Linked DNA regions of Homo sapiens: regions 2 and 3 are each linked to region 1. Evidence: chromatin contacts called from ENCODE Hi-C data. All regions are on one chromosome and are shown on one strand. Each heading gives the region's core, a stretch centred on a gene start or an enhancer-like site at or near the end of the contact. The rest is flanking DNA. Distances are from core to core; before and after follow the strand shown.

What was found. Hi-C counts contacts between places; a loop is a spot of excess contacts on that map. Pooled maps may share reads with other maps.
Region 2: a map of psoas muscle shows a loop between it and region 1 (6-fold over the local background). The contact joins the promoter of TRMT10A here to the promoter of NFKB1 in region 1. A Hi-C loop is called at or near these places in 3 of 168 maps with a recorded cell type or tissue (naive thymus-derived CD4-positive, alpha-beta T cell, psoas muscle and vagina) and 13 of 50 pooled maps.
Region 3: a loop to region 1 is called in a pooled map, with 8 times the contacts of the local background. The contact joins the promoter of LAMTOR3 here to the promoter of NFKB1 in region 1. A Hi-C loop is called at or near these places in 7 of 50 pooled maps.

What each region holds. Positions count from the first base shown.
Region 1 is chr4:102,499,753-102,503,417 of GRCh38, reverse strand. It overlaps NFKB1 (nuclear factor kappa B subunit 1), which reads right to left and starts at 2,059. Exons shown (of 24, transcript NM_003998.4): 1 at 1,630-2,059. NFKB1-AS1 (NFKB1 antisense RNA 1) reads left to right here and starts at 932. Exons shown (of 5, transcript NR_136202.1): 1 at 932-979. RefSeq lists an enhancer at 1,380-1,429 and silencers at 1,540-2,109, 2,120-2,379.
Region 2 is chr4:99,562,447-99,566,111 of GRCh38, reverse strand. TRMT10A (tRNA methyltransferase 10A) reads left to right here and starts at 2,073. Exons shown (of 8, transcript NM_001134665.3): 1 at 2,073-2,199. It also overlaps a transcript of MTTP not described here. RefSeq lists enhancers at 1,995-2,054, 2,405-2,534, 1,770-2,969.
Region 3 is chr4:99,892,753-99,896,417 of GRCh38, reverse strand. It overlaps LAMTOR3 (late endosomal/lysosomal adaptor, MAPK and MTOR activator 3), which reads left to right and starts at 1,991. Exons shown (of 7, transcript NM_021970.4): 1 at 1,991-2,083; 2 at 2,418-2,463. The coding sequence starts at 2,455. It overlaps DNAJB14 (DnaJ heat shock protein family (Hsp40) member B14), which reads left to right. Exons shown (of 8, transcript NM_001031723.4): 8 at 1-170. RefSeq lists a silencer at 1,803-1,892.

The DNA of each region.
Region 1 (3,665 bases), core at 810-3,309:
AAATGTACATATAACGTGTGTTCCTTTGTGTTCAAGTTTGTCCAGTAGGCTGCAGCCCAGGAAGACATTTTATCTAAACAAGCAGGGGAGGGCATTTAGGAATTGCAGGTGTATCAATATGGATGAATAATCTCAGATTCCAAGTCTCCATTAATCGTACATGTTCTTTCCATTTTAGCAATTCAATTAAATCATGAATGTAAAATTCTACAGGAAACAAATCTTTTTATTTCCTGTCTTCCCAAGTTTATAAACTCAAAAAAGTACATTGCTTCAAATTTAAATACATACATTTAAATACATAATTCCTATAGTGCCTCAAACAGTAAAAGGATTCATCTCTAGAAAGCACAATATTAAAATCAGAAAAACAACATACTTTAGTTTTAAGTTTCCCTTTTAAAGTTTTAACAAACACGAATGCAGTTTAAACTGCTTGACAATATTCAGTTGTGGGATTCTGCTAGAAAAAAATTATTGAATATCTTGACCCTAACCTTTACTATTTACTAAAAGATCACCAGTATGTAGAATATTTTGATGCCAGAGCTATTAAATGTTTTAGTAATACCATAAGCATTTTTTCAGATTATGAGCTTTATAAAAAAATCTTTGAGTTAAATATGGTTATTTCATAAACTGTAATGCTGAAAACCTCTACTTAACAAAGTCCATGAACATGTCAATCTTGATAATTAAATCCTGTATCATTAAGTCCCATTTGAGTTTCAGGATAAACCAGCAAGTCAGGGCAAACATTCCCTGGTGTCTGTTTTTAAGGACCATAGAAAAACTTGCATTTAGGATAGGCCTTGTTTTTACATTATTTTTGTTTCAGCGGTCATGCATAATGCATGGTGGCACTGTCCAAGAGTTTTACATAATCAAGTCTAAAAAGTGCTCTAAGTATCCAGGTAGGTAATTTATTTTCTCTCTCAAATGCCAGGCCCCGGAGGATCAGAATCAAGTCCTATAGCAGGTGACTATATCGTGTGTGTGTGTGTGTGTGTGTGTGTGTGTGTGTGTGCGCGCGCGCGCGCGCACGGAGGGGGGGAGGGGGGAGAGAGAGAGAGACAGAGAGCGAGCCAGGTTTCTTTTAGAAGTAGGAGAGGGATGAATAGACTCTCCTATTCAATTCTGGGGAGCTGGGGAGGGCTTTCCCAGCCAAGAGGACTGACAAGCACTTCTGCTTTCATTTCATGGAACGCCCTTAGGTGAAATCTGGTTCTGCACTGCACCAACCACCTTCCCTCTCTCCTCCGCGCCGCAGCGCACTCCAACCTTCTCACCATCCCCCAGGTGGGGCTGGGGTTGGGGATTTTAAAAGTTTGTAAGAGTTCCCCTCCGGTTCGCGTTCCCGCCCCGCGGAGGGACGTGAAGAGAAATGACCGCCGGGCGGCCGCGGCCCTTCGGCCGACTAGCCCCTGCGAGGTCCGGATGTGTCTTTCCCCGCTGTCGCTAATCCCATGTGCCTCTCAGCTACTGTCAACCTCCTCCCACGGTCTAGCCCAGCGGTTAGCGCAGGAATGAGGAAGTCCGAGTGGGGCTGGAGGGGGTGCGGAGGGCTGGGCGGCAGGACTTGGGCCACGCGTCCCCTGCCGGGCCCCCACTCGCCCGAGTTTGGCTTACCCGGGTGGCGAGTCCGCGTTCGGCCTCCTGGCGCGGGTGGGCTCTCCCTCCTAAGCGGCGCGGGCCTGCCGGCTGGAGAAGGAAGAGGCGGCGGCAGGCCGGAGCCCGGGCGGGCCCGAGTGCGGGTCGGGGCGAGCGGGAGCGCGGCGGGGCCGGGCCAGGCCAGTCAGCGCCGCGCCATGGCCGCAGCGCGGGCGGAGGGAAGCGCAGGGCGCGCGGTGGCCGGGCGGCGGCGCCGCCTTACTGGCCGGGCGGCTGCGGCCTCGGCGGCGCTGGGCTCCGGGAGCGGGGCCGGTGGCTGCGTGCAGGCCGAGGGCTGCGGCGGCTGGCGGCCCGACCGACGGGAAGGGCAGGGGAAGCTGTCAGCGCGTCGCCGGGCCGCTCCGGTGGCGAAACCTCCTCTTCCTGCCCCGGCTCGCTGGTGCACTTCTCTCTCTTTCTGTCTCGCTCACTCTCTCACTTCCTGGCTGGAAATTCCCACTGACGTCGAGAGAGCATACAGACAGACGGACACACGCGCGCACGCAGCGGGGGCGGGAGGTAGGGTCGCTGCCGGGGGTGGGGGAAGCCCGCACTTCTAGGGGCGCTGTGCGCCCCCGGCCCGGCCTTGCCGCTCGCCTCGGCTCCCGCCCCTCGGGGCCGCTTCGGGGCGCCGGGCGAGGGGCGCGCGTTAGGCGGCCTGGACGCCGCGGCCCCTGCGGGGCTCTGGCTTCCTAGCAGGGCGCTCCCGAATCCCAAGGGCTGGAGCCGGTAGGGAAGCCCCCAGGAAGCGCCTGCCGGGCCCAATCAATGGTCGGGGAACGCAGGCAGCACGGAGGCGGCGGCGGTGGCAGTGCCGCTGATAGAGTCATGCGGTCCATAGCCCCTAAGGGCAGGCCCGAGCAGCTGGAGGGTCGGCATGGATCCAAGCATGCCAGATATAAAAATAAAGCTCATCTGTATATTCCATTTAAGCGTGTCTCAGTTACATTCACATCTCTTCACAGATTAAACTACAATTTCGTTATCATAAACGACTTGTGCCCAGTAAAGTATAACCCTCTACTGGTTTTTGGTGCGGTCTTAAATCTCCTGGTTATAGAGCAGTTACTCAGAATGTTCATCTACAAGGCATTGTTAGGCCTTTATGATAATTACTGTGGATAGAATTATAGTGATGGTGGTAGCAATGGTTTTGGTTCACAGCTCATAAAATACTGATCTGGCAGAGGGGAGTTTTCTTTTTCTCTGAAGAGACCGCTACTGGCACCCACTGACAGGCCTCCCAGTGGCCACCATTCACTGGCATCTGAGCTGCTTTAGTGCTGGGCACTGTATTAGGTACAGGCTGGGGATACCTTCGGGTGGATTACCTCCCCACATAAGAAAGCTTGAGCCGAAATATATATTTTAGAGCTCATTGTTTCACTACTGGGTGGAGTGACAACTGAAAGCTTAGCTTTAAAACATCAGTAATCAGGTCCTCACCAGGCAATATTGCAGTGGCATTTAGATTGCTTATGGCATGTTCATCCTAGTCCTTTCGTGCCCACTCTCCATCCTCCTCCTCCAGTAGGTTATAAAAACCTTCTTGGTGGAGTGTTTTTCTGGAAAAAAAAAATAAACAAAAAAAACCCACACACACAAAAACCCAGCGATCCATTTGATTGCCTATGAGGTGAGTCTCCGAGGCGACCTTGGAGGCCCCAACAGTCGACCTTTAAGTGATCTCATTTAGCTCCGGGAGGCTGAGCAGCTGGAATTTAGAGGATCCATAAAGACTGAACACAATGACTTTTTAAGAAATTCTGTGAGCCGGGTGCGGTGGCTCACACCTGTAATCCCAGCACTTTGGGAGGCCAAGGCGGGTGGATCCCCTGAGGTCAGGAGTTTGAGACCAGCCTGACCAATATGGTGAAACCCCATCTCTACTAACAATACAAAAAAATTAGCCGGGCGTGGTGGCGGGCGCCTGTAATCCCAGCTACTCCAGAGGCTGAGGCAGGAGAATCGCTTGAACCCTGGAGGCAGAGGTTGCAGTGAGCCAAGATTGCGCC
Region 2 (3,665 bases), core at 824-3,323, 2.9 Mb after region 1:
TTCACTGTTTTAGCCAGGGTGGTCTTGATCTCCTGACCTCGTGATCCGCCCGCCTAGGCCTCCCAAAGTGCTGGGATTACAGGCGTGAGCCACCACGCCCGGCCTCAAAACCTATTTTTCTTCCAGTATTCCCTAAATGACCCGGTTAATGTTACTGCATTCCTACAGTTGTCCAAGTTAGAGAAGCCCTTAGGGTTATTATCTCCTCCTTCTTCCTCATTCTATCCACAGCTTTTCAGTCATGTGCAAAACTATGACACGCTTAGGTCTTTGCTTTCACTGTTCCCAATATCTTAAACTTCTTCACTTTTCTGACACCTGTACAACTCCTACTTACTTTCCAAGATGAAACAAAATTATTTAATCTCCAAAACTATGTCCTCTGCCTCAAGGAGCATTTAGTTGCTTCTTTCAAAGTACAAGCATCTCAAGTACATGTTGTATGGTATTTATTTACTGCTGGCTCCCCTATTAGATTAAGGATTCCTTAAGCACAGAGAGCATGATTTCGTCATTTCTGTATCACCAATACTAAGACAAAACGCATAGAACTCGATACATGTGTCAAATAAATAAATACATAAATTTTACAAATCAATGAAAATATTGTTTCACATGATTTCACCGTCTTAAACTTTCTATATGTTTCAATTTTTTGTTAAATTGACTTTTGCTGGTGCTCTTTTGGTGCTTACTTTGGATTAATAATAGAATCATTTTAAATTTTGCACCAAATGACTACAAAGTTAAATGTCTATGTCAAAAGAAAATTTATTGACTTCATTATTAGAATATGAAGTGGTTTTTTTTGCTTTAAAACTTTGTTTAAAATATCTAAGGAGGCCAGGTATTAACTCTGAAAAAACTGTATAATTATTTATAAAACAGATCCCATAGGAGCAACTGAACAGCTGTGGAAAGATTTGGCACATCACTTTGCCAGCCTGAATTTAATGACCTACATGTGAAGGGCTACATATCCAATTACTAATCCTCCCTCAGCTACTCTTTGCCCTCATATGGAGGCAGCTGAAAAAAGATGCCCTACTAACAGATCAGAAGTGGATCCAGACTTTTTTGCCAGTGCTCAGTTAACAAAGATCTTTTAGGTTTGAGATGAGGAAGAAACAGAAGAGGGACTCACAACAGTGTTATAGCTGATACAGTGTTTCAAGTAAAATTTAAGGGCTTATGGCAAGAGTGACTTTAGTTTTGTAACTAAAGTCAAAGAAATTTCGGCTCTTTTAGAGAATCTCAAATTCTGGATTTAATTTTCTATTCACTGAAGCCTTTAAACATGTTCAAATATCTTCAAGGATAATTTACTTCAAAATTCTTTCTATATGAGAAGCCAGTCTTCTATTCAAGATGCAAACCTCATTCTTACCTTCAAATTCTGCAATAATCACCTATTAGAAGTAGAGGAGAAAAAAACTAAATAGAAAATGACAATCTACGGGGTTGTATTTCATTTCTCTCTCAGTTGACATGATCTATATATAGCAAAAGATTATATAAGGTCAAGTATTATAAACAATGAAATGTCATCTGATGTTTTGCAAAACAGCATAGGAAAAATAGCTCAAGGAATGAATAAAGAGTAAAGCTATGGCTGTTTTACTTCAGCCATAAAAAAGCCTTACAGATTCTAAATTTAAATGCATTTTATTGTGAATCTGACTCACTTTTTGAATTTAATTTTCCACTTGAGTTATGTAAAATCATGTGATATGGTAATTTTCTGTATAAATTAAAAATAATATAGGCAAGAGATGTTTTTCTCTCATTTTCAACACAGAAAAATTAGGAGCCTTTCTTCGTTGTTTTGCATTTTTAACAGTGGGACTATCTTAATTCCTTCATCCAATACTCACAAGAATATATGAATGAATACACGTCTGCAGGTACACACTTAATTCTTGAACGGGAAAAAACAGACATCACTGTAACTACCTCCCACTCCCAAAACACTAACTCCAGACCCCGCCCCGCATAAACCCCTCCCCTTTCTTCCATTGCGGGTTCGAAATGGCCGCAGTTCGATGACGTAAGACGCAACCGCCGTAGCCTCCACTGCGTAACTACCGCCCCTGCCTCTGGGAATTGAAGTTTCTGTGGAAGGAAGCGTGAGCCGTAACCAGGCCAACCCAGAAAGGCTTTCTTTCTGAGATTTCACTTCCCTGTCAACTCTTCAGCTCGGTAAGTGTCCTGGCACTGGTTGGCGCTCCCCCGCACTATGGTATTCTCTGGACGCAAAGGGGCGCGTGCCATGCAGCCCCCTACTAGCAACAAGGGCTTCCGGGGGAGAGGGGAGCAGTGGTGTGGAAGTGGTTTCCTGCGGCGCTCTTGCTGAAGGAAATGACGTCGATGACAGGCGCCCCCCGCGGCCTACCCAGCTGCTCCCTGGTTCGCCAGAGACAGCTTAATCCCGTCTCTGAAATGCGTTTGCTGGCTGGGAGCCTAGAAGGGATAGTGGGCGAGGCTCCGCCCCGTGGTGGGGCGCTTTCCGTCGGCGTGTGTTTTGGGGTTGCCATCGGCCCGTAGTATGTGAAAAGTGAGTTTGCAAAGAATCAGTGGGAAATCTGTACTCTAAAGGGCCGGAAAGCGTGTTATGGCCCTGCCACTTCGTGGCTAGAGACCGTGGGCTTTACCTCTTTAAAGCTGCCTTACCTCATTTTTCCTGCAAAGGGCTGACGTCGCTGAACTCTCTGAAATGTAGAGAGCCCGAGGGGAAGTTGCTGCAGGTGCTGTGAGCTGAGGACAGTTTTATAAAGATCGAAGTGTTACTTGATTTCACTGAAATACTTTAAATTTGGGAATTTTTCTACAGATATGAAGAGGATGGCAACACATTACTTGTCACTTTCTGAAAGAATTTCATCTGCCCCTTCCATTCCCAACCCTCTGCCCAAAAGGCTTGACAACTGAAGTGAACAAAGGGCTTTTCGCTCCTCCACGTTTAGTCCGCATGTCTTTTAAAAGGGCATTCCTGGCCGGGCGCGGTGACTCACGTCTGTAATCCCCGCACTTCGGGAGGGCAAGGCGGGTGGATCACCTGAGGTCAGGAGTTCGGGACCAGCCTGACCAACATGGTGAAACCCCGTCTCTACTGAAAATACAAAATTAGCCGGGCGTGGTGGCGCATGCCAGTAATCCCAGCTACTGGGGGGGCTGAGGCAGGAGAACTACTTGAACCCAGAAGGCGGAGGTTGCAATCAGCCGAGATTGCGCCATTGCACTCCAGCCTGGGCAACAAGAGCGAAACTCCGTCTCAAACAAACAAGAAAGGCCGGGCGCAGTGGCTCATGCCTGTAATCCCAGCACTTTGGGAAGCCGAGGCGGGTGGATCACGAGGTCAAGAGATGGAGACCATCCAGGCCAACGTGGTGAAACCCCGTCTCTACTAAAAATAACAAAAATTAGCTGGGCGTGGTAGCGCGCACCTGTAGTCCCAGCTACTCGGGAGGCTGAGGCAGGAGAATCGCTTGAACCCGGGAGGCAGAGGTTGCAGTGAGCCGAGATTGCGCCACTGCACTCCAGCCTGGGCGACCTAGCAAGACTCCCTCTCAAAAAAAAAAAAAAAAAAAAAAAAAAAAGGCATTCCTTTGCTATCGCTGTCAAGTCATTAATTCCAATCTGCATTATTCCCACATTCGTTGAGATTT
Region 3 (3,665 bases), core at 742-3,241, 2.6 Mb after region 1:
TCTGATTTGTAAAATATTTAATGTTATATCAGACTTACATAAAATTTTCTGTGAGAACTCAAATGCATTTGATTTTTAATGAATGTTCTGAATGAAATATGAATTTTTGTCTTTCAGTCTCTGTAGTTTATCTCAATATATTAATAAAAAGGTCTGTTCTCACTGTAAAATGTTTGTTTTTATCATGTTTTATACTCAATATGGCCACTCTTTCATTCATTCAACTATTCAACAAGTATGTCAATGCTTGCTATATCCCAGGCAGTGAGCTGGGTGCTGGGAATTAATCACTGAATAAGAAAGACAAAAACCTTAAAGAGTTTACATCTAGCAAAGAAAATAAATATCAAGTAAATAATTATAATTATGATAAATTCTACAAAGAAAATTACAGGGTACAATGAAAGCATTTATCTAGAAGACCTAAACTATTCAGTGAGGGTCAGGGAAGGCTTCTCTGAGAGTGAGTTTAAGCCAAAATGCAAAAGATGAGATTAGTAGGATTAAGGTATGCTAGAGAAATATCTCAGGCAGAACGTGCTAAGTTGGTAAAGTGATAAAAATCTTTATGGAAGTGAAAACAAACTTGTATGATCATAGCATAAGGAATCCAGGGTAGGTGAGAGAATTAAGATAGGGGCCAGATCCCCATAAGAATGATATATAAACCATGATGCTGATATTGAACTTTATCCTAAGTCAATAAACTTGATTTTCAAGGAAGGAGTTAAATGATGTGATTTGGGTCTTTAGAACATCATTTTTGTTGCTGTGTGGAGACTGGAGGGCAAAAGAGAATGTAAGAAGAATAGGAGGTTGTTGTCAAAAGAGAGATGATCATGGCTTGGAGTAGGGTAGGAATATAGATAGGTGAATAGTTTTCAAAGATAGGAGGTAGAATCAACAGAACTCTGATTAGATTTGTGACATATGGAAGCAGCAATTGAAAACCAGGCTAAAGTTTTCTGAAAATTTGGCTATGAAAGGGAGTAGAGGAAAAACAGTGTGGTAGCTGAAAGAGGATGCGATTTCTAAAGAAGCTTTTCTTTTGAGGGTCTCGCTCTGTCACACAAGCTGGAGTTCAGTGGGGCGATCACCACTCGATGCAGCCTCAAACCCTGGGCTCAAGGGATCCTCCTGCCTCAGCCTCCCGAGTACCTGGTGCACGCCACGTTCGGATAATTCTTAATTATTATTATTATTTGTAGAGATGGGGTCCTATCTTGCCAGGCTGCTGTGGAACTCCTGGGCTCAAAGGATCGTCCCGCCTCGGACTCCCAAAGTGCTGCGACTACAGGCGTCAGCCACCGCACCCGGAAAGCCTTTTATTTTTTTCAATTATTATTTATTACATGAGACCTTACTAATTTTTAAAAATTCTGATGTAAAAGGGAACATAGAAGGTGCCCGTAATCAGTGTCTGCATGTTAAAAGTAGACGCTTGAAGTGCTCCAGAAAACCCATGGCTCCTCCCCATTCAATCTAGGTAAGGCCTTCAGTAAAGAGCACCCATGGGGAAGTCACAAGAGCCTAGGAAACAGGTCAGAAACCTGTGGACCTGGTACTTCCAATCACAGGCAATCTGGTGCTTGCTCTTCAGCTCATCACACCATCCCCTCAAATTTCTTCATCTACAAGAAAAGGTTTTAAGATAACAGACCCTGCAAAACTAATGACATTTATACACCCTCTCTGCACAAGAATGTCTTGTAACACATAACCTTGCTTGCATTTTCTGGGTTCCTTAGGGTCCAGCGATCTCGTACAAATCTACCCCACAGCTGACTTCCTTCGGCCCGTGACACAAGGCGCAGGCGCAAGACGCGGCCCGCGGTGGGCGGGGGAGGGGCGGGGCGCGTGCGGGGCGGGGGGGAGGGGAGGGGCGCGGCCGCCGGACGCGCCCTCGCAGCTTCCGCCGGGCCCCTCCGGAAATCCCGTATCGTAGGGCGACGGCGGCTTAGAAAGTGCTTCCTGGAGCGCAGACGAGGTCATGAATCATGTGACGGTGGCTTGAGGAGGAACCTGTCTTTAAAGCTGTCCCTGAAGTGACAGCGGAGAGAACCAGGCAGCCCAGAAACCCCAGGTAACTGGCGCTACTTTGCCTGGTTTTGAGGCCTAGTCCCGCAGGTGGCGCGGGTGGTGAGATTAAACAGAAGGAGAGGACCCTCTCTTCTTTTCTTTGGGCCTAGCTCTTTGGGGTGGAGGGGCAGGGATGGGGTGGGCTGAGGTAAGGTGTGCCAGCTGAGTACCTGTGGGGGTGCTGGGGCACTCCGACTCCCACTGGGCTCGCTGGGCCAAGCCCTAGAACCGCGGGGGTTTTACCTGGTTCTGACCAGGGCTGATCTCGCGTATTAAGTTGTGGGTGGGGAGGACGAGGAAGCCAAAGAGGGAAGAGTCACCGGGAGTTTCTCTTCCAGGCGTGGAGATTGATCCTGCGAGAGAAGGGGGTTCATCATGGCGGATGTGAGTGACACCCCTACATAAGAGGAAGGGGAGAGTGGGGAATTTTGAGGGGCATACTGAGCGGGGAGAGGTAGAACTTCCCAAACAGAAATTTGTTTTGATCCTCCCAGCCCCACCCATCCCAGTTAATTATTTTCTCTGATATCTGAAGTGGGAGACTAATATGAATGAATTTGCAGGATCCTGAGTTTCTGCCTCGAATGGGGGTGTAGGACACTAAGGTGCTTGAGACTGAGAAAATTAGGTTCTCCCTACTCCCCAGTCCAGCTGGGGCATAAGAGAGGCTCTGTATATTTACCATTTGAAATTCTGAATGATGGTTTGCTGCTTTTCCTGTCAGAATTTGGTCAGTAGGACATGTACCCACAATACTTTTTTCCAGTAAGTGATAACAATATCTCATTTGGTTTATTGTAGCAATTTACGATGATTTCTAACCCATGCCTCTTTAGAAACATGGTAACGTGTGTGTGTGTGTGTGTAGGAGGATAAAATGATCAGTCGGGTTTGGAGAATAGTAAGTGCTGGATGCTCAAAACAAGAGATACCTGATTAATCCATGTGAGGTCAAAATTGATACCTAAATTGTCAGTGAAATTCCTGGGATAAGAGAGTGTAATGAGACAAAATAAGATAGTCTTCTGGCCAATGCGGTTGCTTAGTCTGTAATCTCAGCACTTTGGGAGGCCGAGATGGAAGGATCACTTGAGGCCGGGAGTTCAAGATCAGCCTGGGCAACATAGCAAGACCCCGTTCTACAAAAAGAAATTTAAAAATCAGCCAGGCGCATTGATACCTCTGTAGTCACAGCTATGCTGGAAGTGAGGCGAGACGATTGCTTGAGCCCAGAAGTTGGAAGTTGCAGTGAGCCCCAGCTTAGAAAAATAAAATAGTCTTCTACTTCTTTAGTCTTAACTGTGTTTCGTGTTAAACACTTGACACACATTGTCATTTATTTTATATTCTGTAACACTGGGCTGGGCGCGGTGGCTCACGTCTGTAATCCCAGCACTTTGGGAGGCCAAGGCGGGTGGATCACCTGAGGTCAGGAGTTCGAGACCAGCCTGGCCAACATGGTAAAACGTTGTCTTTTCTAAAAATACAAAAAATTAGCTGGGCATGGTGGCAGGTGCTTGTAATCCCAGCTACTCGGGAGGTTGAGGCAGGAGAATCGTTTGAACCTGGGAGGCAGAGGTCGCAGT